2 separate regions of the Homo sapiens genome follow, and region 1 is linked to region 2. A link is a loop called in an ENCODE intact Hi-C map of the cell type or tissue named here. Cell type or tissue: dorsolateral prefrontal cortex. All regions are shown on one strand. Links, peaks and the distances in the headings refer to the core of each region. The heading gives the core; the rest is flanking DNA.

What was found. Peaks named below come from ENCODE experiments on the same cell type or tissue, not always from the same donor. Only the 100,000 strongest peaks of a DNase experiment are listed, where the experiment ranks them.
Region 1: it touches region 2 in a loop (13-fold over the local background); 77 of 110 quality-filtered maps call a loop at or near these places.

The regions. Positions count from the first base shown.
Region 1 is chr7:7,539,992-7,542,807 of GRCh38, reverse strand. It overlaps a transcript of COL28A1 not described here. Among named protein-coding and RNA genes, the nearest start is that of COL28A1, 5.5 kb to the right of the region's middle. In dorsolateral prefrontal cortex, for the core only: CTCF peaks have their summits at 1,030 and 1,229 (motif pointing right); no DNase peak of the experiment used is centred there.
Region 2 is chr7:7,423,211-7,426,026 of GRCh38, reverse strand. The region is part of intron 25 of COL28A1 (collagen type XXVIII alpha 1 chain); the gene reads left to right. Among named protein-coding and RNA genes, the nearest start is that of COL28A1, 110 kb to the left of the region's middle. In dorsolateral prefrontal cortex, for the core only: CTCF peaks have their summits at 1,242 and 1,445 (motif pointing left); a DNase peak (open chromatin) is centred at 1,426; H3K4me3 peaks cover 771 bases; H3K27ac peaks cover 233 bases.

The DNA.
Region 1 (2,816 bases), core at 178-2,677, 120 kb before region 2:
TTTCCTAGTAGATCTCAGCCTCCAAGCTTGTTTTCCTGCCATTATTCACACAGCAATCAGAGTGATTTTCCTAGCATGAAAGTGTGATCATGTCACAACCCTGCTTAAAATTGTTCAGTGGCTCCCGTTGCTTTCAAGATAAAGTTTAAACCCTTTAACATGGCATAAAAGAAACCACTGTTTATCCTCTGCTCCTGCACTTCCAACTTCCATATCACAGTCTGACCTGGGTGCCCTCTGTGTAAGTCTCTTTTATAGATGTTATCACACTATATTGCTCTTGCTCTTTTTGGCCTAATATTTTGTTATGAAAATTGTCAAACATACAGAAAAGTTAACAGAATTATACAGCAAACCCATTACCTGCCACCCAGATTTCACAATTGTATTTACAATGAACATATTTGCTCTATTGCATAATCTACCCATCTACCCATTCTTCTACCCGTCTCTTTTCTTCTCTTTTTCTTTCTTTTTTTAGATGGGATCTCACTCTGTGGCCAGGCCGGAGTGCAGTGGTGCCATCTCAGCGCACTGGTTCAAGCAATTCTCCTGCCTCAGCCTCCTGAGTGGCTGGGATTACAGGCATGCACCACCACGCCCAGCTAATTTTTGTATTTTTAGTAGAGACGGGGTTTCACTATGTTGGCCAGGATGGCCTTGATCTCCTGACCTTGTGATCTGCCCGCCTCGGCCTCCCAAAGTGCTGGGATTACAGGCGTGAGCCACCGCACCCAGCCCCATCTTCTTTCTTTATGATGCATTTCAAAGTAAGTTGCAGACACTGGTAAATTTTGTTCCCAAACCCTGCAGCATGGTATTGTCAACTAGAGTTAGATATGTGATTACTTAATTTTTTTTTTTTTTGGGTAAAACTTGCCATTGCTCTTTACTTGCTTATTTTCTTCACTGGGTTGAAGTGACTGCATCTATCTGTTTTCTATCCAGTGCCTCACATATAGTAGAAACTAAGTTGATGTTAGTTAAGTGAATGAGTTATGGATTTCATCAGATGTTACTTAGAGAGCTTCTTGATCCTATATAAGAGTAGTTTTATCACTCTTTCGTTCGTCTCCTCATTCTTCTGCCCAAAAAAGCTGTAGAAAGCAACTTTTATTCCACCCGTTCAGCATCACAGACGATTAAAATTTTTCATCTGTTAACAATAGTTGACAAACTCTCACACTATGTCTTTCTACAAAGTCCCACAAGGTGGTGCCCAAATATCTTTTTTCAAACAACACTTCCTGAAGACCCATGCAGAGTCCTGACTAAATTGTGTTAGTATTTGGCATTTCTGAATTTGGTCAATTAGAATAACAGAAAATATATAATTAAGTAAAAGTTACTCAACATTAAATAACATTATATATGTGATTTCAAAATCTATAGTTCTGGATATAAACAATGAATAATGATAATAGGTACTTTATTTCTGTGTAGAATTTAGTATTATTAAAAGGTTGTTCATATCCCCAAATAGGAAAAAAAAAATTCACCTCAAGTCCCCTTTTCTATAAATTTTGTCCATGAATAATTTACCCTTAGTATAGAATTTCTAAGGGCAGAAGGAGAAACAAACTGTTGTGCAGGAGGAACTATATAATTTAGATGCAATGAAAAAAACAGATGACCCTATTACCTTAACTGGGAACAATGTTGTGTAAACCAGCATTGTAACGGCTTAATATAACATGGGATAATAAGTTACTTAATGCTCTTAAAACACTTTTATTCCAGAAATTTAGAAGAGTTATTTTAAAACTTTTTTTGGATATTCTTATTAAATCTCAATACACTGACCAGAAAACCCAAGTAGGTATTGTGTTTCTACAACTTAATATTCATGCAAATGATGATATCTACCTATATTACTGGCTATGTTTTGATTAGGGATCAGTTATTGAAGTAGCTGTAACAATCCCCAGCTACTCAGATAAACCTGTCCAAACCTGGAGGAGAAAGTTTTTCAACCCAGGGTTCGAAGAGGTGGTGTTCATTGCCTTTAATGGCCCAGGCACTAAGATTTACACAGTGAGAGGTGAGACTCTTTAATGTGCTGGGACTTAGCCCATGATGATTTGTTCTGAGCCATTTGCCACTAAAGTTAAATCCTTATAAATATAAATTATTAGCCATACAGCTTCCTTTTTCTCCTGCTCAAGCACAAGCCTGGATAGCGCAAAGGCCTAAAAATTTTCTAGGGCATTTAGAGATAATGAAAGATGGCCACTTTGATGCACAAAGACCTAAATTTTAGTCCCTCACTGATTAATGATTTGACCTTTGGGTGGGTCTTAATATCTGTCCTCTATTTTATCAACTGTGAAATGGCAGAATTAAATAAAAGTGGTTTCTAAGTTTCCTTCCAGTTCAGAGATTTAACACTATTGTTTGTCCCCAATACAAGAAAAGTTTAAATACCAATCAGTGGTTATCAAATAATTCACCAAGATCTAGAATAACACTGTCTAATATCTGAAAGTAAAATGAACTAAGTGAAAAATAGAAATATTTTGCCATTTAAAGCAGAGTTTAGTCAAGGTATAAATAGATCTGATCTTTCTCTATTTGTAGGCTCTGCATGAAAAAGTTAAAACTGCTCTATCCATTGACCAAAGAAAATAATTAAAGAAAAATATTGAACATTCAAACCTATGATAGGACTAGATCAATCTACTTTCAGATATTTCTTAGAAAAAAAATTGTAAAACTTTCCAGATGGCACCTTGATTTATTTTTGGTCTAAAATAATTGCATTTAGTCAGGAATAAACAACATGGAAAGAAGAAATATTAATATTGAAAAAATATTTT
Region 2 (2,816 bases), core at 68-2,567:
GGCAGCAACTTAGCTGGCACAAAGGGAGAGAGTATGATTAAAGCCTCATTAGTGTGTGGGGGAGTAAGGGGGAGGAAAATAATCTAATGGGCTGATTATTTCCTCAAATATTATATTGATATTTTTAGAAAACTCATAAGGTATAATGGGTTGTTTCCTTGTCACTGCTCCACCTTGAAACCTTGCCACTTATTAGCTGTGTGACCTCAGCAAGTCGTTTAGTCTCCCTGAGGCTTAGCATTCTTATCTGTGATTTGGGATAATAATGCCTACTTCACAGGTTTATTATGATAAATTAATAGACTAATGTATGTAAAACATCTTTATGAATCCTAACAAATTCAAATATAATTAGTGGTAGTAGCCATTTTATGCATCACGCTGCCAAATCACACACATTGTAGGATGGATAAGAAGAGAGATTAAGAACTGGTATAGGTAGGAGATCTGGAATGAAGTCAATTAACACATTGGAGTAAACCGCAAAACCAAGGATTAGCAACGGAGGGAAAATGGGACGGGAAGACTTAGAGGGCTGGATTCTTGTGCAGGTCGTGTGGGACCTGTGTAATACAGGATGAATCTTATAATCCAGGATGTTCTTCTCCTTGAGAGGGTGTGACTGGCGATGTAGGGAAAGGACTTTTACAGTTTCACAGCCAAACAGCCGAGGTCTTTGCATTAAATGACAGCTGGAAGAAAGTCTATGGAAAAGTTAGCGTCTTGCATCTAGTCCCAGTCCACATCAAAATGGGAGATGGGTTCTGGAGTCATACCTGGGTTTGAATTGCTTCAGACTGCCTGGTTTTTGGCAAGTCATGTATCCTGCTGTAGCTCAGTTTCCTTATCTGTAAAATGGAATAAGTTGATGTTGATAAGATCAGGTAAGATAATGAATGAAAACTTCCTGCTGCATAATAAACTTAATAAGTATTATTTTTATTTATTATTTATTATAATAGTTTTAATATTAACCAAAGTGAAGATTTACTAATGAGAAAATGAATGAATGTGTTTGCTCTCCTCTTTCTTCTTTCATTTAAAAAGGGAAAGCTTCAATGTGTGAGTTTTAGAACCATCATAAGATGATGTGTATTTTTAAAGGAGTTAAAATTATCCACTCTGCAAGGTTATGGTCTAGGTGGTCTTCACTGAATCATTTGTTAAGTTCATATGCACAAATACTGCAGACAGTCCTGAATTTGGCCGTTTCCTGTGAAAATGAAAGTAGTATCTCCCATCTAGAATCCCTTTGGCGGGCCAAGAGGAAGTGGTATGCCATCTAAACAGTCCGTTATTCTTCTTTTGAGAGAGTGGGTGCAGGGGTTAGGGGTAAGGCTAAGACTGTCATCTTAGGAAAGTGATAGATGTTGTTACCAATGGCGACTCTAGAATTTGCTCGCACGTCTGTTCATTATCTCCTAATACAAGGGCTCCCTCTGCAGGCTCCAACAACCCTCAGCTGTTGCGTGGGAAGCTATGTCCAGCTATGCGACAACCTGTTGTAATTCCTTTATTTGTGAATATTGCTGTATCCACTGACAATAAACTGTGTATCTGAAAATATCACAGGTCAACGCACTTCTTAGGTACCTACGGTGCTGCCTTATGACAAAACCAGTGCCGTCAAATGGCCAAGCAAGACCTGTCCGCAATTCTCTTGCTCACATTTACCAGGTGTGGTGGCCTAACATGGACACACGGCCCATGGAACCACAAAAGATCATTTTCAAAGACCCCACCATAGTGGAGAGACACTACTTCTGTGGATTCTCAGATCATTAAATGCCTAATGTTCCCATCTATCAAAGTATGGTACATATACACTGAGGAACAACTCTCATGCCGTGTTACAGACCAATTCTAATATCTGCAGAACGTTAAGACTTGATTTAAAGTCTATTAGATTCACAAAAGCATTGCTATAAGTCATTATTTTCCCGTAGTTTGAAAGATACAAAAGATTATTTAGATATGTGAAACATAGCTATATGTCAACAATTATATGGATAAGGATGGACAGTTTGTTTTAGGTGAACACTGAAGGACCACAGATGACATGGAACACATCTTAAATTCATTGGCTGAGGCTGCGGGACAGAGAGAACAGTAAGGTATCTACAGGGTCAGCTGTCCTACTGCAGTTGGCCTTCAGATACTCCCAAAGGTTGAGGGTTAGGGGGACGTGAATAAGGGAGACTGTGAAGGAGAGAATGAATAGCAACACTGAGCATTGACAAGGCTGGCCTGAGGTAAACTATGGACCTATTTTAACTGCTTTTCCCGCTTGCTTTCCCATGTGTGGGTATTAGTGTAATTAATACTAGTTGAGGGGAGGTTTTAGCTAACATTCTCACACAAAAAAAATCATGAATTAAATACTACAGTGTCAAATTTTTTCTTAAAACATACTACTTTGTTAAAAAAAAATCTTGCCTTCTCTCCGTATCCCTATGTTAAAAAAAAAATTATGTAACATTTGGTACATCCCAAGAATACACACGACAGATGTAAATTCTAATGATGTTGAATCTACCTGTGTGCTCCTCCCCTTTGCCCAGTTTTAATATCTTTAAAATCATGAATTATTATTAAGGGGGTCTATTACAGCAACACTATCTCAGGTTCACTGGAGAGACTTTTGCTGGATATTGTTTATGGATTTTTAAAAATTGTATTAAAACAATTATGAAAATTAAGCATGCACAAAAGTGGAAAGACTAGTGAAATGAACTCTCATTTACATATCACACTTCCTTAACAATTATCAACACATAGTTGATCTTGTTTTAGCTATATTCTTCACTCCTCCCCTC